2 separate regions of the Mus musculus genome follow, and region 2 is linked to region 1. The links are chromatin loops, found by intact Hi-C in ENCODE. Cell type or tissue: heart. All regions are shown on one strand. Links, peaks and the distances in the headings refer to the core of each region. The heading gives the core; the rest is flanking DNA.

The links. Hi-C counts contacts between places; a loop is a spot of excess contacts. Peaks named below come from ENCODE experiments on the same cell type or tissue, not always from the same donor. Only the 100,000 strongest peaks of a DNase experiment are listed, where the experiment ranks them.
Region 2: a loop joins it to region 1, with 15 times the contacts of the local background. A loop is called at or near these places in 2 of 42 quality-filtered maps.

What each region holds. Positions count from the first base shown.
Region 1 is chr4:121,614,783-121,627,506 of GRCm38, forward strand. It overlaps Gm12887 (predicted gene 12887), which reads right to left and starts at 7,343. Exons shown (of 4, transcript NM_001099309.1): 1 at 7,189-7,343; 2 at 1,639-1,736; 3 at 815-930. The coding sequence starts at 7,321. In heart, for the core only: no CTCF peak of the experiment used is centred there; no DNase peak of the experiment used is centred there.
Region 2 is chr4:121,412,396-121,425,119 of GRCm38, forward strand. Gm12886 (predicted gene 12886) reads right to left here and starts at 10,704. Exons shown (of 4, transcript NM_001144948.1): 1 at 10,550-10,704; 2 at 5,056-5,153; 3 at 4,276-4,391; 4 at 2,340-3,119. The coding sequence starts at 10,682. The coding sequence ends at 3,107. In heart, for the core only: no CTCF peak of the experiment used is centred there; no DNase peak of the experiment used is centred there.

The sequences.
Region 1 (12,724 bases), core at 2,331-10,330:
TCCAGGTTCATGGAGAGACATAATTTATCACCCTCATCATACTGTCCAGCAAGAACAGTAAGTAAATAAATACAGGTTAAAAATTTAAAGTAAAATGGAAATCTGGATAGATGGCTTAATGGTTACGAAGGTTTTCTACCCTTGCAGAGGATTCAAGTTCAGTGTCTAGCAAAGATGATGGATGGATAGCTAACAATCAAATCTACTCTGTCTTGAGGTGATCTGATGCCTTCTGGCCTCTCTAAGCACTGCACTTACATGTGCCCATACCAACTCCACAAACCATACATACATACACACAGAATACATAAACCGAAAATGTATTATAAAAATGTAAAGTACAAAGCAATTGAGGACAAAACCAAACACTGACTACTGACATCAACTCGTGCTAACACATGTCCACAGAGTGAATAAGGAGATAGTGGGGGAGACACACACACACACAGAGGGAGAGAGAGAGAGAGAGAGAGAGAGAGAGAGAGAGAGAGAGAGAGAGAGACAGATAGAGAGACAGAGAGAGAGAGACAGATAGAGAGAGAGACAGAGAGACAGAGAAACAGAGACAGAGAGACAGAAAGACAGAGAGAGACATAGAGAGAGGCAGGGGGTGCATATATATATATATATATATGTATATATATATATATATATATGTAAGCATAACAACCAAATAATATAAGTTCCACAATGCTTACAGGAACATCTTAAAGATAACTTCTTTGAATTGATATGGGTGAATGTCTAAATAATTACAGTCAATGTATGTCAATAGAAGAAGCAGAGATTCCTCATATATTAGAAGGACAATTACAGGAGCTGGTGTTCCTTAAAGTATGCAACAACAATGTAGCCATGCTGCAATTTAGGATCCTGAGCAAGACTCTGACACAGTTGGGAACAGGCATCCAGGACTTTATTCTCCACATCCTAAAAAAAACCAAACAAACAAACAAACAAAAAAACAAAAAACAAACAAACAAAAAATAGCAGTGAGAGAGAAATGAAAGGATGGGACTCTTAGTAACCAGATCTTTTCTCAGGGTAACTAAAGTTGTGTTTGGGAGTTGGAATGATATGTCCTCCATTGGCTCAGCTATTTAACATATGTTCCCTAGTTGGTGGCGATTTCTTGGGATGTTATGGGGAGGTTCAGCCTTGCTGGAAGACATATATCAGTGGGGTGAGATTGAAGGTATCACAGGCTTGCTTCACTTCTATTTTGCTCTCTTGTTTCATGCTTACAGTAAAGTCTTGTTCTCTCACCTTCTGCCATGCTTTTCTGCCATGATAAACTCTTAATCCTTTGGAACCATAAGCCCATATAAATTCTACATAGGTTGCCTTTCATTATGGTATTTTTATCACAGCATCAGAAATATAACTCATTCAGGCTGAGCCCATCATATGTGCACTAGGTCATCCAGCATGATTGCACATGCCTGCAATCCCAACACTAAGGAGGCTGGGGCAGGAAGATTAAGTTCCAGACTGGTCTGAGCTATAGAACAAAATCTTGCATTCCCAAACAAAATGAAACAAACCCAGTGGGTATCTGTTTTGCAAGGTGGAGCTTTCAAATAGCACTGTCTATCAAAGCCCTCAGTAAATGCCACAGGGAAGGAGTTAGCATCTTACCTTCATCTTATTCTTCCCATCCTGTAGAGCCTGGCCATAAGTTCCAGATTTTGGTGTTTCATTAGAGGTTTTCATGGAAACCACGATTACAATGACATCTAACCAACAAGATCATGTTGGAAACATATGAATGAAAACATTACTTTTAAAAGATTTATTAAACGTATCATTTCTTGTGTATGTGTATTTTTCCAACTTGTATATCTGTGCATCTCCTGTGTGCAATAACCTCAGAGGCCAAAAGAGGATCTCAGGCCCACATCAACTAGAGTCACACACAGTTCTAAGCTGTCATATGTGCTGATAACAGAAGCCAGGTTCTCTAGTCTCTTAACCATTACGCTATATTTATTTAGCCATGAAAACAGGAATTTCTATTATATGACATTGTAACACAATATAAAAGAGAGATCTTAGTTTGGTATTTATTCACTGAAAAAATATTAAAATTTCCTTGACTCATGTTTTCATAAAAGAATATTTTTTTCTTTATTAGATATTTTATTTATTTGCATTTCAAATGTTATCCCCTTTCCTCGTTTCACCCCTTTAAACCCACTATCCCATCCACCCTCTGCCTGCTCACCAACCGACCCACTCCTGATACCCTGTTCTGGCATTCCCCTACACTGGGACATTGATCCTCCACAGGACTAAGGGCCACTTCTCGAACTGATGTCCAACAAGGCCAGCCTCTGCTACATATGCAGTTGAAGCATTGGGTCCCTCCATGGGAAGCTTTGCTTGCGGTTTAGTCCCTGGGAGCTCTGGGATTACTGGTTAGTTCATAGTGTTATTCCTCTTAGGGTGCTAAAACCCCTTCATCTCCTTGGGTACTTTCTCTTGCTCCTTGAGTAGGGGCCCTGTGCTTCATCTAACAGATGACTATGAGCATCCACATCTGTATTTGCCAGGCACTGGTAAAGACTCACAGAAGACAGCTTTATCAGGCTCCTGTCAGCAAGCTTTTTTTTGGCATCTGCAGTAGTGTCTGGGTTTGGTGGTTGTTTATGAAATGGATCCCCAGGTAGGGCAGTTTCTGGATGGTCGTTCCTTCTGTCTCTGCCCCGAACTTTGTCTCTGTAACTCCTTCCATGGGTATTTTGTTCCCCCTTTTAAGAAGGACTGAAGTGTCCACACTTTGGTCTTCCTATTTCATGAATTTCGTATGGTTTGTGAATTGTATCTTGCATATCCTGATTTCTGGGCTAATATCCACTCATCAGTGAGTGCATATCATGTGTGTTCTTTTGTGATTTGTTTACCTCACTTAGGATCATATCCTCCAGATCCTTCCATTTGTCTAAGAATTTCATGAGTCCATTGTTTTTATTAGCTGAATAGTACTACATTGTGTAAATGTACCACATTTTCTGTATCCATTCCTCTGTTGAGAGACATCTGGGTTTTTTCCACCTTCTGGTTATTATAAATAAGGCTGCTATGAACATAGTGGACTCTGCAGGTCCTCACAGCCACAGGAATAGAACAGATCTAAGCACAGCTACCCAGCAGGCTGCAGAAACACAGCTAGTGTCACCCTGACCCTTTCCTGAAGACACAGACCTTATGTTCTCTCACTTATCTTGCACTCACTAATAAGTGGATATTGGCCCAAAAACTTAGAATACCCAAGATACAATTTGCAAAACTCTAGTAATCAAGAAGAAGGAAGACCAATGCATGGATACTTCATTCCTCCTTAGAATAGCGAACAAAATACCCATGGAAGGAGTTACAGAGACAAAGTTTGGAGCTGAAATGAAAAGATGGACCATCCAGAGACTGCCCTACCTGGGGATCCATCCCATAGTCAGTCACCAAAAGCAGATACTATTGCATAAGCCAGTAATATTTTGCTGAAAGGACCCTAATATAGCGGTCTGTAGTACAGCAATGCCAGTGGCTGGCAAATACAGAAGTGGATGCTCATAGTCATCTATTGGATGGAACACAGGGCCCCCAATGTAGGAGCTAGAAAAAGTGCCCAATAAGCTGAATGTGTCTGCAACCCTATAGGGTGAACAAAAATATGAACTAACCAGTACCCCCAGAGATGCATATGTAGCAGAAGATGGCCCAGTCAGCCATCATTGAGAAGAGAGGCCCCTTGGTCTTGCAAATTTTATATGCCCCAATACAGGGGCAGGCCTGCACCAAGAAATAAAATCGAGGTGGGTGGGTGAGCAGGGTGTGTGAAGGATATAGGCCAATCTTGGTATAGCATTTGAAATGTAAATTAGGAAAATAGCTAATAAAAATATTGAAAAAATATCAGTCTCAAACTATTTTGTTAAAATGGATACCAATATTCACTTAACTAATTTCAATGATCAGTTTCCAGGCTGCTCATAACCGACCTATGTACATGTGGTATGATGAACTGCTATCTACTTTTATGGTGGTAGCATAATTTTGTTGTTATTGGTGTTTTGTTATTGTTATCAGTTTTTCATATGGGGTATCATCCAATACTGTGGAGAAACTCACAAGAATCTTACTAGCAACTGAATAATCCACATTTGCCTTGAAATTGCAGGCATCTACCTCTTTCTGGGGTCATAGATTTGAGCCATCAGACTTGGCTTGTTTCCTTCTTCAGGGAACATTTCTCAGTGGCTTCCAGGACATTGAGCTCTCCTGACCTTCCTACACCCCACAGGCAGTTCCCTCACTGTCTCTGTCCTGGGCTGTGTTTTGGTTGGCCATTCCTTCTCAAGAAACTGAGGTGTCCCTACTCCTGGCATAGTCACTCCTGGGATGACTTCACCCTGTGACAGGACTTTAAGTAAGCCCCAGACCAGTAGATCTGAACTCGATGTCTCACCTGTGCAAACACCTCTGTAGCACTGGCCAGTTGTGTAAAAAGGGAATCAGATTGAATGATTTGTAAATTGGGGGTGCCATCACATGCCACATCCCAGTACACCACAGGTGGGACAATGGTTTCCTGTGTTCACTTAGCCTAGAATACACACCAGTGAGCCTGGCTTTAAAACACAGTGCTCTTCCCCCAGAAAATACAATGATCTGGTGATAGTGGTACCTTTTTCTGCAACCCTACATCTTGGAAAGCACAAGAGGAGCAAGATTCCAAGGTTACCTTTAGAACTTTGGACTTGGGGCACCTGTATTGGCAGCACTAAGAAGGCAGATGCTAGGGAATCACGGGATTTGAGGCTAGCCTGGACTACATAGTGAGATCCAGGAAAGCTGTGGCTACACAGTGAGACCTTGCCTTAAAATAAAATTGCAAATTTAAATAAAATAGAGAGAAAGTAAAAAAGGAATTCTATACTATATATCAAGATAAAGGACAACCCATGCTATATGAGACACTGTCTACAAAAACTAAGTTAGCCAGGCATATGATGTTAAACCCAACAATTTGGAAGTAGGAGATCAAGGGAATCCTTGGCTACACAGAGAATTCTAGGTTACCTCAGGCTATATGGAATTAAAGAAGACCATAGCCAAGTTGTAGTGTCACAAATGAGTAAAGACTTGCACTACCAAGCATAATGTTCTGAGTTCAATCCCTGGGATCCATATGTGATAATGAAAGAATTGACTCAAGAGAAATGTTCTCTGATTCTTTCATGTGTTGAAATGTGTCACACATGCACAAACACACACACACACACACACACACACACACACACACAAACAGGGAGAGAGAGAGAGAGAGAGAGAGAGAGAGAGAGAGAGAGAGAGAGAGAGAATGTCTCAGTTGTGCTCACCCTCCAAGCTACCCAACCTTGGTAAAAAACTTCACTTTCAAATTGTTTCAACCAAAAAACTGTGGTATCATCTCTCCCCCTTCACCTCTCAGTCCATATCTAAACCCTTGTTGCCACTCTCAAATGTGTTAAAGTCCCACCACTTAACCACACTTCATGTTACCAAACACCTGTCACTGTACAGCTCTGAGTTACTTGCATCTCTGGAGTTTAAGGTCTGAAGTGTCCCCTTGCAGCTCCTGTGACATCTACAATCTTTTCTTAACACAGCAACTACAACAGAAATGAGGACACTTGTGGGACAAGACAGACATGTTCTCATACCTTTAATCCATCAATCCTGACACTATACAGTCTCTCTCTTCCCTTTCTTTAGTTCCTGGAATGTACCTGGCCCTTATTCCTTTTCAGCTATCATAGGAGGAAAAAGTAAATCAACTGCCTAGCAACAGGGGTAAATCCAGGGATTCTCCAGGACCAACAGGCCACTAAGCTTAATGTTATATGGGGAATCTCCTTGAGAAGATTTTTGAAGAGAATGAACCTTCACAGCTAATAAGCCCGAGTCTATCAAGAAACATGAGAAAACACCTGTTGTCCCTGTTGACAAGCATCAGACTTCTTTGTGATCTCATTCGACTGTCCCTCAATCCCTTTAATTTTAATGAGGTCTTCTCTCCAGAGATCACAGCCACAGCTTTGTTTCAGTGATCAATGGAAGGGCCTGCATGGCCATGTATTGTCACAGATAGAACAACACTTACATTTTATTATAATTTTAACTGTACATGACCTAGTCTCATGTAGCTTTGGCTGACCTTCCATTCAAGGTGAAGAACAGGCAGGCCTCAAATTTATAGAGATCCTCCTGCCTCTGCCTCCTGAGTGCTGAGGAATTACTTTCCTAAACTAGCTCTATTCAGGCTCTAACTACCACCATGGCCTTAGAACAATTATTTAAAATGTAAAGCAGGCACATTCTGCTACCCATCTCCTCACAAGTTCCAGGTCCAATTCTGAGTTCTTACACTAGTCTTAAAAGCCCCAGCAGGTGTGTCCAGTCTCTCTCCTCTTGATCCCTCTGCTCCCTCTATGACTCATTTGGACACATATGGTCATGGTCTTTCCATTTGCTGTTCCTTTGACTACACATCCATATGGTATCTTCCCTCATCCACTTCAGCTCTGCTCAGTTTTCATTCTTGCGTGAATCCTGCCCTAATTTGTTCAGAAGAAGCACAAGCTTACACCTCAGGCTCAATCTTCTTCCAGGCTTTATGTTGGTTTTGACATGTTTCCCTACTTCTTTATATGTTTCCCCTCCTTTCTTTTCCTCCTATGATAGGTGAAAAGGTATAAGGCCCAGGCACATTTCAGGAACTGTACAAAGGGAGGAGAGCTACTGTATAGAATCAGGATTTATGGATTAAAGTTCCAGAAGGATGAAGACCACTTAATGCTCAGGTGTAGTAGATGCTATGAAGTAACTGTGTGAAGGATATGCAGGTGCCCAGTAGATCTCTATTCAGATGTGAAGGAATGAAAGCCTGAGTGAGCTGCCCTGAGGGAGCTCTGCATGGACAAGATGACCTGTGAAACACTGCAGGCTGATGTCTCAGCTGCTAGGATTTTAATAAAGACAACATATACAGCTCTTCCTGAGGGCTCAGAAAAGGCATATGGACCCCTTCCCTTCATTGTAGAGCACCCTCAAATACCAATTCCTGGCCCTTCCAGCTTTGGCTTTGCAGATATGAATCCACAACAGGAGGGGAGTTGCCTGCCATGTGCCAATATATTCCTTACTCACCTACTTGAATCTTGATCACTGGATGTTGTGGGACTGATTCTGACTCAGGGTCCAGAGCCACAGGCAACTCGGCATCACAACACCAAGACAGAAGACAGACAGAAAGGATCCACAGGGAGCAAGGTAACACCATCTTAGCTCAGTGACATCAATGAGTGCTTGTGTCCCTGACTGGCAATCAGGGTACCTTGCAGAGTTTGAGGTGACCACGCCCCTTCAGGGCAGGTGCCACAGCCTGAGCATTCCCTGAAGCAAAACCAACTTGACTGGTATGTATTTTGTTCTTAGAACAGACTGGAAAGCTGCTCTTCTGTCCTCTAAGGACTTTATATGATGCTTCCATTTTATAAGTAAAGATTTCAATATGGCTATTTTAGGGTCCTGAAGGAATTGAACTGTGCCTCTTTCTCTCATATGTGTCTCAGCACAGAAGAGCTGTCTAAATGATTTTTGCTCTTATTTATTTATTTTGTACCCCTCTAAATAGAAGAACTATAATTTTGCCCCAGGACGAATACCCCTTTCATCAAAATTAATCCTTACCATAAAGGATGCTACACTGCATCATTTGAAATCCTCCTTAGAAACAGCTCCTGGACCTCCACTCCAAACAGTCATATGGCCATCATTCCCCTTTACCTGCTTGGACCAGTTTGGCCCTGGTTTGGATAGAGTGACATAGTTCCCATCCCTGCAACAGGGCCCTGTGTAAGCCTTTGAGAATGTCAATGGCTACTGTAGGCAAAAGGCTTGTTTTTAATGATATGCATATTTTGTGGTCCCACTATCAGTGAAGGACTCTTTCTTTCCAAGGAATATCCTTCCTGTTAATGTTAATGACTCCATGATGGCCACAAACAGTGCATGTCCAGGAACTGAGGGTGCGGTGATATCTCAGCAAAATGGTAAATGTTGTAACCTTCAGGACTGCCCTTAAGGCTATGGAAAAGAACCCTAGAAACATATATTTGAAAATAATTTCTCAACTAAGCAAAAAATAAGGAAGCAAAATGAATTTTATGAGGGGCTTCATGAATCTAAAATAAAAAAAGCAGCCATGTGGTAAATCAACTTGTTAGGCAATTACTAGGAAAAAGATAAAGAGATAAAAGGGAGTGTTGCTCACAGGAGATCCCACATTTTTTTTCTGTTGTTTATGATTCCAAAAGAAGAAAGATTCCTGAGTTCAACATCAGCCTGGGACAGTGCAAGGTTTGGGTCAGACATGTTAGAAATGTTAATTTCAGGGTAGGATCCCACCCAACTATCCTATAGTCTGTGTTTAACAAAGTCATATAGAACTCCAAATTCTTTTAAAACATATATATATATATATATATATATATATATATATATATATATATATATATTTGCTGTCTCCTCGTCATGGGACGCTGTTTCATAAGAAAATCAAAAGGAAAACCTGGGGTAAATGACTGCAGTGATATGTATCATAAGAGACGGGCACTGTGTTTTGCAGTAGATGAGGTACCCAGAGAATCTTTTTAGGAACTGTTTGGAGACAAGACACACAGGCATGCATGCAGACATGTACGCACACAAGCACACACACATGCACGCAAGCATGGCATGGACAGAGAGATCTTTTTGATTAGCAAGCAAACATCATATAGACAGAGAAACCTCCTGATAGAAAGTAGAACATAGAGAGAAGCAGACCTGAAAAGCTGGATCAAGCAGAACACAGGTCATCAGCTTGGATTCACAATTTCATTTCACGCCATTTTTTTTTTTTTTTGGTGATCCCAAACCCCTCTTTTCTCAGAACCTCTCTCAAAGCAGAGGGTGGTCCTTGGAAACAGACCAATAGGACCTAGGTCACACATAATATAGAAATCTCAGATGACCAAGATGGGACTAAATGATCCCCAACATGAAACCTAACCTTAACACTTTTCCCTCTTCCCTTGCCCACTGCTACCTCCTCATTCTGGATGACCTGAAACTAACCACATTGACAGGCATATCTTAACACATCAAATGCACAGAGATCCATCTACCTCATCCTCATGAATACTTGTTTCACCACCACACCTAGCTTCTAAACTGACACTTTAAAACACCTTATATTTTGGCCACTCCTTAGCCTAAGAACCTGGATCCTTTCCTTTGGTGTATATCAGGCCCATGACCTTTGCCTCTGCTTCTCCTTTGACCACACATTCATATGGCAAATTCCCTCATCCTCTAAGCTCTGCTCAGTTGTCTAGGTGAATCCTGCCCTAACCTTACTCTCTCCATGCACAAGCTTACACCTCAGACTCTATCTTTTTTCCGGGCTTAGTGCATGTTTTTAGTGCACCCGCACTGTCTGACATGTTTCCCTTATTTCTGTAGATTTTGTTTCATCACTGGGAGGCATGTTCCATGAAGATGAGGAATTCAGTCTGTTTCCCACTCAGGTGTAGTGGGTGCTGGGGGGTAACTGTGTGGAGGACATTCAGGTGCCTGGTAGATCTCTATTCAGGTGTGCTGGGGAAAAAGCCTAGCTCTCCAGGAGCAGGGTGGCTTGAGTTTTAGATGCTTCAGGCGATGCACAGCTGCTAGTATTTTGACAGATAGCATAAACACCAGGAGTGCACAGCTTTCTTGGGAAATGATCAAAAACACATGATGCTTCCCTTCTGGTGCCAAGTAGCCTCCAAATCTCAAATGCTTTATAGAACTTGCTCTTCAGAATTGAACCAATTTGGTGAAAGGAAGTGGGCCCCCTGCTCTGTGCCCATCTACTCCTCACTCACCTAAATTATGCCAAAATACTAGAGTTATTGGACCTGAATCTGATGGTGGCTCCAGACTCTCCTGCACCAAGGCATTCTAACAGCAGGAGAGAAAGACAGACTGACAGGAGACATAGGGATCTAGGTAACTCCACCCTAGCTCAGTTAGTCAACAAACTCTTGTGTCCTCAGGAGTTAATCCAGTTGCCTTTCTTGGGCCCAAGTAAACACACCCTTGCTGGACACCAGAATCTGAGCATTCCCTACATCCATCCATTGGTGACGTTTATTTATTTTGAGCTTACAATGCAGTAGAAGCTGCTCTTAACAAAACTGGTAAGGTTGAGGGCTACTCCCTGCCCACCTCTACCTGCTCTGGAATAAGTGACCATGTCATCCCACTGAGGGTGACCATGACAATCAGTCACCTAGGGAAAACAGCTAGAGTGCTTCCCCATGCAAATAGAGCATCCTTAGCCTCTCACAATGAGCCAATGGGAAGCATGAACTCCTGAATCCCACCCTACCCTTCAATTTTTATAAAGTTCCTGTCCACGTGGAATAATACACACATGTGTTTTCGCTGAGGATCACGTGAGAGTGTACATTTTATTGGTGTGGGCAGGTAAAACATCTCTGTCTCTCTTTTGTGAGTTTTAAGACTTCATTTTCCCCTACTTGATCAAAACCTGTGGGCCTGGGTAACAGAGTTTTTCCATGGAGATCCCTGGCCAGGCCTGGTGCAAGAGTTTTGGTGAAGGGAAGCAAGTATGGGCAGGGAGACAAATTTTCTGCCATGCTTTCCAGGTCTCTCAGTAACACTAAGCCACTCTGCACTGAGTTGGGTTGGGTTGGGCTGGGCTGAAGAGAAGCTGTCTATCCAGTGAGGAGTGCAGCGAACCACAGGTGGAGCTTTGGGAAAGAAGTTCTCTTCCCACGTGTGACAGCTCTTGGAACAAAGGACTCAGACGATGGGATAGAGTAGTTCTTGCACACCTTCAATTCCCTGGATAGGATTTATATACAGTTTTGTGGGTGATTCAGGGATCAACAGCAGGTACCTCTCATTGCCTTGGACTAAGAGCTTGGGGGAAACCTTTATTTGCATGTGGCAAGGCTTGGTGCTACTCCTAAGTGACTGATATCCACACACCGCTCCTGCAGGGGCTGTGGGGCGGTAACTTCGACAGGAGTCAGGGATGCAGGAGACATGATCAAACACCTTCCTTCCTACGTAGGTGGAAATTACCACCTATCGGGACCCTGGGGTTCTAGACCTTTACTTCACTGGAGACTAAGATGTCTGTGTGCAGCCCAGTGCCCCACAAATCCCCCTTTTTCTTTTCATAAGGGAGAGGTGTCACCAGAATAACTGTCTCCTATGTAGAGAACAGTCTGATACTGAACCATGATCTGATTGGTAGTGATTTTTGCAAGGATACTCATCTGCTGCTTTGAAAACTGAATGAGACAGGGTGTCAAGAGAAGCCAGACTCCAATGGCTAGTATAGGGCCATGGAGGGGAAGAACTCAGACTATCATGGGGTTAGAATACCAAAGGCTAGGGGTGTTTGGAGTATAGAGTGCCTGGAGGTTCTTTCAGAGTTCTTTGAGCATTTGTATATCTTCTTTTACCAGCCCAGATTCATTGACATAAAAGCGACATTTCTCCCTCAGCAAAACACAAGTCCCTTCTTGTTCAGTAGTCAGTAAGTCCAGGCTCTCTGGTTTTGGAGAGCAACTCCTGCTATGGGGTTATCTGGCTGTCTGTACTGAAAGCCATTGCCCGGTCAAGCTTGTCTTGGAAGTCACTGGCCAGATGTGTTTGGACAAGGGTTGCTCCAACAGTTTCTGTTGCCCCCAGTGAGACAGCAAGGCCTAGTCAAATGAAGATCTTTCTCTTCTTTAAGCTTTCTCCCATTTGCAAGATGAGTTCTTCTGGTTTATAGAGATAAACCTGGGTGACAATTATCACAGGGGTGGAGTTCAAGAGCCTTGAAAAGTTGGGTTAATACAGGCACCTGTAGTGCCTTTGCACCAGAGGAGGGCAGGAGGATTAACACATACTGATTTGGTGATGCTGATGTCATGGACACATCTAAGATGGGGTTTTGAGGAGGGTCTTACAAGGCAAAGGGGGGGGGTAAGTCAAAGAAGGAATGTCCTGTACTTTCCTCGTGGGTAGGGTTCCATGGAGGTCATGAAGCGAAATGTTAATGGGAACAGCTGCTAATAATTGTAGGGAGAGAGAAGCACAGAAAAAGCATTGGGAGGAGTTAGGGTGGATTGTTAAGGGAAGGAGGTCAGCTGCATATTGGATATACTGTAGCCAGAAGAGGGTAGCTTACAGCCCCTTCTGATACTGATTTTTCTGTTAGATAATGAGGCAGGGACAAGCTCAGGGTCAGCTACTGGTTATATGGCATAGCCATTTGCTTAGTTTATGTATGACTCCAGTCTGCCAATGTTCTTCCCATGAATCGCTGATGGAAAGCTGAAAACGAGTTTTAATGTTGATGAGCATTGTGCCACCATAACTGGTGGATTCCATTCTGCAGCTCCAGTATCTGTAACCTCCATATGTGGAAACCTCCTGGAGACATTCACCTGTGTTTTGGCAAGGAAAGCAGAGAAAGGGGCTGGGCATAGTGTAGATAAAATCTGGGTGTAAAGGGATCTCAATCCTGGTTCGACATTCTTCAGGTGGACAGTCCTGGGTCCCTATAAGTTTGTTGTATCCATTGTAGGTTTCCCTAGCACAGAGCCTCCAATAGTAGGGGTGGGAAGGCTTAGAA
Region 2 (12,724 bases), core at 2,665-10,664, 200 kb before region 1:
ACCATGTTAAGAAATCATGTGGAAAAGGGAGTTAGGAGACTGGACAAAAAGGGCAGGAAATTTTTTGTTTTTGTTTTTGTTTTTGTTTTTGTTTTTGTTTTCTTTTCCAGAGTATCTGAGAAGAGCTCACACTAAGCAAGCATGCCTTTCTTACAGACTAAGAACCTTTTCAAAGCTAGGAGAAGGGCAGAGGAAGGGAGGGGCTATGTGCATGAGCAGGAGACTAAGGTGCTCTTAGCAGACAGGTTTGGTGTTTTGCAGTTGGGTTGTGTCTTAAAAGTTCAAAGTGGATGCAGAACACTGCTGTGTCCATAGTGATTGCATAAGTCAAGCATTTGTTCTGGGACTATTTGCAGGAGGTTAATATAGCTGGGCAAGTTGGTTCATGTCTCTTCAAGAACAGTTAAAGACTATTACCTACAGAGCCATCTAACTATCCCACTCCCTAGCAACAACCTCAGTCTTTGGTATGCTTGGGGAAATAACACATGGTCTCAACATGTATTTCTGGCTGTCTTGGATATCACTCTGTAGACTAGGCTGTTTCAAACTCAAAGACCTCTCTGCATCTGCATCCCAAATATGAATATTAAAGGCACATATCACTGTATCCAAGTTGTCCAGCTATTTTGAACTAATTTCACTCAAAGAATTGCATGAAGATGTCCAGTCAATACAAAAACCAAGTTGGGTTCTTGGTTTTGTTTTTTGTCCTACTCTTCTTTGTTTCCCAGGTTAGCCTCAGATTCATTTTGTAGCCAAGATGAGTCTGAACTTCAGACCCTACTGCCTCCATCTCATGAATGCTGAATTAAAATCATGTTCCAGCACAACCAGATTAAGTGCATCTTCTTTTTAAAAGATGAAAATTTATGTGCAACAATGTGAGAATTTGAGCCATGGAAGAGTAGATTGGAGAGATGGGATCAGACTGAGTGTGAATGTGAGTTCTAGGGCACATGTGCAGAGTTAAGCAATAGCTCTAGATTTGGTCTCTCCTTCCTCCAGGGATCTGATGATCTAAGTCAGCTGATCAGCTTGCTGGGAAATGTTTTTTTTTTAATCCACTGAGCCAACTTATCAGACTGAAATTAACAAGTGTTAAAAAGAGATATCTGTAAGAACAGAGCTATTCACTCTATTGTTCAATGTTTTTGCATCTATTTATAATTTTCTCATAAAAATGTAAAAGTAAACAAGATCAATGTATATACTGAAAACTTCTGAATACATCTAACACTCTTGTCACCTTGTCAGACATGTATTTCCAGTGTCCTGACATACAGCTCTATTTGGTGGCCATCTCAAAGCATGTACTTACAAATAATCTCTACATCCTGTCATCTCAAACCACAGTTGAACTGTCAGCCTAACAAAAAAACACATATACCCTCTGTTCCTCCCCAGTGGCTCCCTGTCTCTGTAAATGACAATACAGTTCAGCCATTTGCTCATCCTGATAACTTAGATGTCACCCTTGTTTCCTCTATCTTCCCATCAGGTTCTCTCAAAAAATAAATCCAGATTCTTTTCTCTTCTAACCACCCTGTTGAGAGCAGCCTTCCCTGTCATTCTACTCTAAGTATGACAAAAGCCTTATTGGTAGTCTCCTTGATTATATATTTGTCTCCTCCATAAGCATCTAGAGGAGTTCAATTAAGAACATCCCCTGGGTTGCAAAGGTGTTACAACAGGTAAAGACATCTGTTGCCAAGACAGACAACCTGGCTTCAACTCCTTGAATGCCATGTAGAAGAAAGACAGAAGTGACTCCTTTAAACTTCCCTCTGACCTTCACATCTACAGCATGGTACATGTGTGACCCCACACAATAAGTAATGTAAATGAAAATTAACTTTAGTGGCTACAGAGATTTCTTAGTAGGACCCAAGTTAGAATCTCCACCACCCACAGCAGTTGGTTCACAGAAGCCTGTCCTCCAGCTTCAGGGGACCTGACACCTTCTTCTAGCCTAACTGACAACCACAGCATATGCACACACTCATTTAATGTTCATACACTACCTATCACAGGGCTGGAACTTTTTTACTTCTGTGAAATCCTGTCAATTAATTGGAAAGGGCGATATGGCCACCTGATGATATTTTGTGTCCTAGAGCTTTACAATCCCAAGAATCTTCCTACTTCCTCATTAGTGATGGATTATTTGTTACACTATATTCAATGAGATCTGGCCGTTGACAGGTGCACACATCAAACTATTAATAATTTTCTTTAAATGAGTGGGAACTGGATATGAGCACTCATGTTTATAATCCTAGTATTGTACCAAGAAAATGTTAGTGATCTCTAAAAAATCAGACAGGAGCCAATCTTATGCAATTCACAGCAGGGTCTTTATTCTATTTGAGCTAGCTCAGGCCCTCCAAATGAACTGCAGTCATGCAGGACATTTTTGCTAGTGAGGGAGCCATGAATGTCTATTAGAGCAAAGCTTTTTAGTAAGCAGCAAGCAGCAAATATGTGTGTGTTAATCTAAATGGAAAGCTACTATGATCTTTAACATAATTGGCTGTTGATTGGAATCATATCATAAACTTAACTTTTTCTCCCCTTTGTATTATTGGTCATTTGGCAAGGGGTAAGTTTGTAATCTGGGGTGCAGCTGTGTTGGAGGAATAATCTGGAGACACTGCTCTTGTTGAGCATTAACCTAGAGACTGGAGCTAGGATGAGGTTTTATTATGGGGCAACTTGGAAACTAATGTTGGTACTTCCTTGTTAGTTTACTTGAGTTCAAATTTAGGTCAAGTTTTTAAAAATGGAGTCTGAACTTTGGTATTTCACTAGCACTTGGAAGGCCAATACGGGAGTGTTGTAAATTCTGATCCCAGACTGGGATAGAAAGGAAGACTCAATTTTAAAACAGAAAATGAAAATGTCATGTTGATGCAGACTAGAAAGCTAAATAATTCAGATAAAGAAATGAAAGTTGGGCTTGGAGAGAAATACATCAATTGAGAGCAGAGGCTCTTAAGTTAGTTAAGTTCCACAGGTCTTCAGTTTCATTCCCAGAAGTGACTTGGCAGCCCACAGCTGTCTGTAAATTCAGTTCCAGAGAATCATCCATTCCCTTAGACACACATCAGAAACAACACCTATATTCATAATGTAATAAAAAAACGATTTTTACAATCAGAAATTATTTAACTATTTTTCTAGCAGAATCAGAGAACATATCTCTTTTGGCAGGGTTTGTACATCTCTGAACTACTGACCTGGAAAAAAAATTTGCCTATCAGCTCTGATGATCAGATTAGAATGTTAACAATTGTTACTTTACTGATTAAGCTTTTTAAAATATACCATAGGTACCCAAAGCATACAAGTAAAATATATGTGTCCTCAAAGTCTGAATACAATTCTTATTTCACAATTTAAAAAAATGGAGAGAGGATGGGGTCATGGCTAAATCTGTGAAATTCTTGTCATGCCAGCAAAGAAATTGAGCTAGGATTACATGCTCCATTGTAAAAATAAAAATTAACTATCCAGGCACATCCACAATCTGATAATATTAGTACTGGAGAGACAGAGACAGGAGGGTTTCTTGGGCTCATCAATCAGCCAGTCTAGCTCAATAGTTCACTCCAGGTTCATGGAGAGACATAATTTATCATCCTCATCATACTTTCCAACAAGAACAGTAAGTAAATAAATACAGGTTAAAAATTTTAAAGTAAAATAGAAGCTTGCATAGATGCTTAATGGTTAGGAGGGTTTTCTACCCTTGCTGAGGATTCAAGTTCAGTGTCTAGCAAACATAATGGATGCATAGCTAACAATCAACTGTACTCTGTCTTTAGGTGATCTGATGTTTTCCTCTGGCCTCTCTAAGCACTGCACTTACATGTGCCCATACCAACTCCACAAACCATACATACATACACACAGAATAAATAAACAAAAATGTATTATAAAAATGTAAAGTACAAAGCAATTGAGGACAAAACAAACATTGACCTCTGACAACAACTCATGCTAACATAACACATGGGCACAGAGTTAGTAAGAGAGAGAGAGAGAGAGAGAGAGAGAGAGAGAGAGAGAGAGAGAGAGAGAGAGAGGCAGCTGTTGCACGTACATGTATATAAATACAAGTATAACAACCAAATAATTTAAATTCCACAATACTTACAGGAACATCTTAAAGGAAACTTCTTTGAATTGATATGGGTGGATCTCTAAATAAATACAGTCAATGTATGTGAATAGAAGAAGTCATGATTCCTCATGTAATAGAAGGACACTTACAGGAATTGGTGTTCCTTGAAGTATGCCCTAAGAATGTAGCCATGGTGCAAGTTAGGATCCTGAGCAAGACTCTGACACAGTTGGGAACAAGCATCCAGGACTTCCTTCTCAACATCCTAAAAAAAAAAGGAGCAGTGAGAAATGAAAGGATGGGACTCTTAGTAACCAGATCTTTTCTCAGGGGAAACTAATTAACGTTGTATTTGGGGGTTTGAATGATATGTCCTCCATTGGCTCAGCTATTTAGCATGTGCTCCCTAGTTTGTGGTGTTTTCATGGGATGTTATGGGGAGGTTCATCCTTGCTGGAAGATATATATTACTGGGGTGGGATTGAAGGCTTCACAGGCTTGCTTCACATCCATATTGCTCTTTGTTTCATGCTTACAGTTGAAGCTTGTTCTCTCACCTTCTCCCATGCCTTTCTGCCATGATGAACTTTTATCCCTTTGAACCCATAAGCCCATATATACTCTACATAAGTTGCCTTTCATTATGGTATTTTCATCACAGCAACAGAAATGTAACTCATACAGGTTGAGACCATCGTATTTCCACTAGGTTATCCAGCATGATGGCACATGCCTGCAATCCCAACACTAAGGAGGCTGGGGTAGGAAGACTAAGTTCCTGATTGGTCTGAGCTATAGAACACAATCTTGAATCCCAATACAAAATGAAACAAACCCAGTGATGTGTCTGTTTTCCAAGGTAGAGCTTTCAAATAGCACTGTCTATCAAAGCCCTCAGCAATGCCAGAGGGAAGGAGCTGGCATCTTACCTTTATCTTATTCTTCCCATCCTGTAGAGACTGGCCATAAGTTCCAGATTTCGGTGTTTCGTTAGAGGTTTTCATGAAAACCACGATTGCAGCGATCTCTAACCAACAAGATCAATAATGGAAACATATGAATGAAAATATTACTTTTAAAAGATTTATTAAACATATTATTCTTGTGTATGTGTATTTTTCCTACTTGTATACCTGTGCATCTCTTGTCTGCAGTAACCTCAGAAGCCAGAGAAGAATCTCAGGCCCACAGCAACTAGAGTCACACACAGTTCTAAGCTGTCATATGTGCTGGCAACAGAAGCTAGGTTCTCTGGTCTCTTAATGATTAAGCTATATTTATTTAGCCATGAAAACAGGAATTTCTATTATCTGACATTGTAACACAATATAAAAAAGAGATCTTAGTTTGGTATTTATACACTGAAAAAATATTAAAATTCCTTGAGTCTTGTTTTTATGAGAATAATTTTTTTCTTTATTATATATTTTATTTAAAATGTTATCCCCTTTTCTTGTTTCACCCCTTTAAACCCACTCCCCCAGCACCCCCTCTGCCTGCTCACCAACCCACCCACTCCTGATATCCTGTTCTGTCATTCCCCTACACTGGTATATCGAGCCTTCACAGGACCAAGGCCCTCTTCTCTCACTGATGTCCAACAAGGACAGCCTCTGCTACATATGCAGTTGGAGCAATGGTTCCCTCCATGTGTATGCTTTTTCCTGGATTAGTCCCTGGAAGCTCTGGGATTACTGTTTTTTTTTTTTTCATACCGTTGTTCCTCCTAGGGGGTTAAAAACCCCTTCAGCTCCTTGGGTACCTTCTCTAGCTCCTTCATTGGGTTTCCTGTGCTTCATCTAATGGATGATTATTAGCATACATTTCTGTATTTGCCAGGCACTGGCAGAGCCTCACAGAAGACAGCTTTATCAGGCTCCTGTCAGCAAGCTCTTTTTAGCATCTGCAATAGTGTCTGGGTTTGGTGGTTGTTTATGAAATGGATCCCAAGGTGGGGCAGTTTCTGGATGGTCATACCTTCTGTCTCTGTCCTGAAATTTGTCTCTGTAACTCCTTCCATGGGTATTTTGTTCCCCCTTCTAAGAAGGACTGAAGTGTCCACACTTGGTCTTCCTTCTTCATGAATTTCATATGGTTTGTGAATTGTATCTTGCATATTCTGAGCTTCTGGGATAATATCCACTCATCAGTGAGTGCATATCATGTGTGTGTGTGTGTGTGTGTGTGTGTGTGTGTGTGTTTGATATGGTCACCTCACTTAGAATGATATCCTTCAGATCCATCCATTTGTCTAAGAATTTAATGAGTCCATTGTTTTTAATAGCTGAATAGTACTCCATTGTGTAAATGTACCACATTTTCTGTATCCATTCCTCTGTTGAGAGACATGTAAGTTTTTTCCACCTTCTGGTTATTATAAATATGGCTGCTATGAACATAGTAGCCTCTGTAGGTCCTCACAGCCACAGGAATAGAATAGATCTAAGCACAGCTACCCAGCAGGCTGTAGAAACCCAGCTAGAGTCAGCCTGGTCCTTTCCTGAAAACACAGACCTTTTCTTCTCTCACTTATCTTGCACTCACTAATAAGTGGATATTGTCCCTGAAACTTAGATTACCCAAGATACAATTTGCAAAACTCAAGTAAATCAAGAAGGAAGACCAGTGAGTGCATGGATACTTCTTTCCTCCTTTGAAGAGCAAACAAAATACCCATGGAAGGACTTACAGAGACAAAGTTTGGAGCTGAGATGAAAGAATGGACCATCCAGAGACTGCCCTACCTGGGGATCCATCCCAAAGTCAGCCACCAAATCATATACTATTGCATAAGCCAGTAAAATTTTGCTGAAAGGACCCTGATATAGCTGTCTCTAGTGAGGCTATGCCAATGGCTGGCAAATAAAGAAGTGGATACTCACAGTCATCTATAAGATGGAACACAGGGCCCCCAGTGTAGGAGCTAGAAAATGTACCCAATAAGCTGAAGGGGTCTGCAACCCTATAGGGTGAACAACAATATGATCTATCCAGTACCCCCAGAGCTTGTGTCTCTTGCTGCATATATAGCAGAAGATGGCCCAGTCAACCATCATTGGGAAGAGAGGCCCCTTGGTCTTGCAAACTTTATATGCCCCAATACAGGGGAAGGCCTGGACCAAGAAATAAAAGAGGGTGTGTAGGGGAGCAGGGGGTGTGAAGTGTATAGGTGACTTTCGGGATAGCATTTGAAATGCAACTGAGGAAAATAGCTAATAAAAAATTGAAAAAAAAAAAACATCAGTCGCAAACTGTTCTGTTAAAATGGACACCAATCTTCACTTTACTAATTTCAATGATCAGTTTCCAAGCTGCTCATAACTGACTTATGTACGTGTGATATGATGAACTGCTTTCTACTTTTATGGTGGTAGCATAATTTTTTGTTGTTATTGTTGTTATTAGTTTTTCATTTAGGGTATCATCCAATACTATGGAGAAATTCACAAGAATCTTAGTAGTGACTAAGTAATCCACACTTGCCTTGAAATTGCAGGCATCGACCTCTTCCTGGGGTCATAGGTTTGAGCCATCAGACTTGGCTTGTTTCCTTCTTCAGGGAACATTTCTCAGTGGCTTCCAGGACATTGAGCTCTCCTGACCTTCCTACACCCCACAGGCAGTTCCCTCACTGTCTCTGTCCTGGGCTGTGTTTTGGTTGGCCATTCCTTCTCCAGAAGCTGAGGTGTACCTAGTCCTGGCACATTCACTCCTGGGATGATTTCACCCTGTGACAGGACTTTAAATTGGCCCCAGACCAGTAGATCTGAACTCAATTTCTCACCTGTGCAAACACCTCTGTAGCACTGGCCAGTTGTGTAAAAAGGTAATCAGATTGACTGATTTGTAAATTGGGTGTGCCATCACATGCCTACATCCCAGTACATCAGAGGTAGGACAAAGGGATCCTGTGTTCTCATTAGCCTAGAATACACACCAGTGTGTCTGGTTTTAAAACACAGTGCCATTCCCCCAGAAAATACAATGATCTGGTGATAGTGATACCATTTTCAGTAACCATACAACTTGGAAAGCACAAGAGGAGCAGGATTCCAAAATTACCTCCAGAACTCTGGACTTGTGGTACCTGTATTGGCAGCACTAAAAAGGAGGAGGCAAGGGTATCAATGCGGATTTGAGGCTAGCCTGGACTACATATTGAGCACCAAGAAAGCCGTGGCTACACAGTGAGACCTTGCCTTGAAATAAAATAACAAATTTAAATAAAATAGAGAGAAAGAAAAAGGAAAAAAGGAATTATATACTATATATCAAGATAAAGGACAACCCATGCTATATGAGACACTGTCTACAAAATCCAAGTTCGCTAGGCATATGATGTTAAACCCAACACTTGGGAAGAAGGAAATCAAGGGAATACTTTGCTACACAGAGGATTCTAGGTTACCTCAGGCTATATGATATAAAAGAAGACTGTAGCCAAGTTGTAGTGTAACAAAGAGTAAAGACTTTCACTACCAAACATAGTGTTCTGAGTTTATTCCCTTGGATCCACATGTGTGAAGGAAAGAATTGACTCCAGAGAAATATTCTGATTCCTTCATGTGTTGAAAGAAATGCGTGTGCGTGCACACACACACACACACACACACACACACACAGAGAGAGAGAGAGAGAGAGAGAGAGAGAGAGAGAGAATGTCTTAGATATGCTCACACTCCAAGCTACTTCACTTTCCAATCTACTTCACTTTCCAGTCTACTTCACTTTCAAATTGTCCTAGTCAAAAGCTGTGGTATCATCTCTCCCCCTTCAGCTCTCAGGCCATATCTAAACCCCTGCTGCCACTCTCAAATATGTCAAGTCCCACCACTTCCCCATACTTCATGTTACCAAACACCTGTCTCTGTACAGCTTTGAGTCACAGGCATCTCTGGAGTTTAAGATCTGCAGTGTCCCCTTGCAGCTCTTGTGTTATCTACAATCTTTTCTTAACACAGAATTACAATAGAAATGAGGACAATTGTGGGACAAGACAGACAGGTTGTCATACCTTTAATCCATAAATCCTGACACTATACAGTCTCCCTCTTCCTTTTCTTTAGTTCTTGGAATGTGCCTGGCTCTTATTCCTTTTCAGGTATCATAGCAGGAAAAAGTAAAACAACTGACTAGCAACAGGAGTAAATCCAGGGAGTCTATCAAGAAACATGAGAAAACACCTGTTATCCCTGTTGACAAGCATCAGTCTTCTTTGTGATCTCAGTTGACTATCTCTCAATCCCATTTTTTAATGAGGACTTCTCTTCAGAGATCACAGCCACAGCTTTGTTTCAGTGATCACTGGAAGGGCCTGCATGACCATCTATTGTCACAAATAGAACAACACTTACGTTTTATTTTAATTTTAACTGTACATGACCAGGCCTCCTCATGTAGTTTTGGCTGACCTGGAACTCGAAGTGAAGATCAGGCAGGCCTCAAATTTACATAGATACTGACTTCTATCTCCTGAGTGCTGAGGAATTACTTTCCTAAACTAGCTCTATTCAGGCTCTAACTACCACAATGGACTTAGAACAATTATTTAAAATGTAAAGCAGGTACATTCTGCTACCCATCTCCTCACAAGTTCCAGGTCCAATTCTGAGTTTTTACACTAGTCTTAAAAGCCCCAGCAGATGTGTCCAGCCTCTCTCCCCTTGATCCCTCTGCTCCCTCTATGACTCATCTAGACACATATAATTAGCTCATGGTTTTTCATTTTCTGTTCCTTTGTCTACACATCCATATGGTATCTTCCCTCATCCACTTCAGCTCTGCTCAGTTTTCACTCTTGCGTGAATCCTTCCCTAATTTGCTCAGAAGAAGCACAAGCTTACACCTTAGGCTCAATCTTCTTCCAGGCTTCATGTCGGTTTTGACATGTTTCCCCACTTCTTTATATGTTTCCCCCTCCTTTCTTTTCCTCCTATGATAGGTGAAAAGGTATAAGGCCCAGGCACATTTCAGGAACTGTACAAAGGGAGGAGAGCTACTGTATAGGATCAGTATTTATGGATTAAAGTTCCAGAAGGATGAAGACCACTTCATGGTCAGGTGTAGCAGATGCTATGAAGTAACTGTGTGAAGGACATGCAGGTGCGCAGTAGATCTCTATTCAGTTGTGAAGGAGTGAAAGCCTCAGTGAGCTGCCCTGAGGGAGCATTGCAGCAACAAGATCGCCTGTGAAATGGTGCAGACTGATGTCTCAGCTGCTAGGATTTTAATAAAGAGAACATGAAACCCAGCAGTACACACCTTTCCCTGAGGGCTTAGCAAAGAAATATGTGTCCCTTCCCTTCACTGTAGAGCAGCCTCAAATCCCAATTCCTGGCCCTTCCAACTTTGGCTTTGCAGATATGAATCCACAACAAAGAGGAAGAGGGTTGCCTGCTCTGTGCCAATCTACTCCTTACTCACCTGTTGCAGTCTTGAGCACTGGAGGTTTTGGGACTGATTCTGACTCAGGGTCCAGAGCCACAGGCAACTTGGCATCACAACACCAAGACAAAAGACAGACAGAAAGGAGCCACAGGGAGCAAGGTAACACCATCTTAGCTCAGTGACATCAATGAGTGCTTGTGTCCCTGACTGGCAATCAGGGTACCTTGCAGGGATTGAGGTGACCACGCCCCTGCAGGGCAGGTACCACAGCCTGAGCATTCCCTGCAGCAAAACCAACTTGACAGGTATATATTTTGTCCTTAGAACAGACCGGAAAGCTGCTCTCTGTCCTTTAGGGACTTTATACAACGCTTCCATTTTATAAGTAAAGACTTCAATATCACTATTTGAGGGTCCTCAAGGAATTGAACTGTGCCTCTTTCATCTGTGTCTCAGCACAGAAGAGCTGTCTGAATGATTTTTGGTCTTATGCAGTTTGTACCCCTCTAAATAGAAGAACTAAAATTTTGCCCCAGGACCAATGCCCCTTTCATCCAAATTAATCCTTACCATAAAGGATGCTGCACTGCATCATTTGAAATCCTCCTTAGAAACAGCTCCTGGCCCTCCCTCCAAACAGTTATATGGCCATCATTCCCCTTTACCTACCTGGCCCAGTCTGGCCCTGGTGGGGACATAGTGACATGGTTTCTGCTCCTGGAACAGGGCCCGTGTGTTAGCCTTTGAGAATGTCAATGGCTACAGTAAACAAAAGGCTTGTTTTTTAATGAAATGCAGATTTTGTGGTCCTACTATCAGTGAAGGACTCTTTCCTTCCAAGGAATATCCTTCCTATTAATTTTAATAATTCCATGATGATTACAAACAGTGTATGTCCAAGAATTGAGGGTGCAGTGATATCTCAGAAAATGGTAAATGTTGTAACCTTCAGGACCACCCTTAAGGCTATGGAAAAGAACCCTAGAAACATATGTTTGAGATTAATTTCCCAATTAAGCAAGAAATAAGTATGCAAAATGAGTTTTATCAGGGGCTTCGTGATTCTAAAGTAAAACAAAGCAGCCATGTGGTAAGCCAACTTGTTAGGCATTTACTAGGAAAAAGATAAAGAGATTAAGGGAGTGTTGCTCACAGGAGATACCACCCAGCTAAGTTTTTTTTTTTTTTTTATTGCTGTTGTTTATGCTTCCAAAAGAAGAAAGATTCCTGAGTTCAACATCAGCCTGGGACAGTGAAAGGTTAGGGTCAGGCATGTTAGAAATGTTAATTTCAGGGTAGGATCCCACCCAACTATCATATAGTCTGTGTTTAACAAAGTCATATAGAACTCTGAATTCTTTGATTTATATATATGTATATTGCTGTCTCCTAGTCATGGGATTCTGACTCATAAGAAAATTAAAAGGAAAACCTGGAGTGATATATATCATAAAAGACTGGCACTGTGGTATTTATTTGAGGTACCCAGAGTATCTTTTAAGGAACTGCTAGAGAAGAGACACACCGGCATGCATGTAGGCATGTATGCAAACAAGCACACACACATGCATGCACGCAAGGCACGGACAGAGAGATCATTTAGACTAGCAAGGAAGCAGAATATAGACAGAAAAACCTCCTGATAGAAAGTAGAACATAGAAAGAAGCAGACCTGAAAAGCTGGATCAAGCAGAACACAGGTCATCAGCTTGGATTCACGATTTGACTTCATGTCATTCTTTTTGGTGATCCCAAACACCTCTTTTCTCTGAACCCCTCTCCAAGCAGAGGTTGGTCCATGGAACAGACCAATAGGAACGAGGTCATACATATATATTCTACAAATCTCAGATGACCAAGATGGGACTAAATGATCCCCAATATGAAACTTAACCTCAAAACTTTTCCCTCTTCCATTGCCTCCCGATTGCCCCCTCATTCTGGATGACCTGAATCTAACCATGTTGACAGGTGCACCTTAACACATCAAATGCACAGAGATCCATCTCCCTCATCCTCCTGAATGCCTGGTTCACCACCACACCTAGCTTCTAAACTGACACTTTCAAATAAATTATATTTTGGCCACTCCTTAGCCTAAGAACTGGGATCCTTACCTTTTGTTTACACCAGGCTCATGACCTTTGCCTCTGCTTCTCCTTTGACCACACATTCATATGGCAAATTCCCTCATCCTCTAAGCTCTGCTCA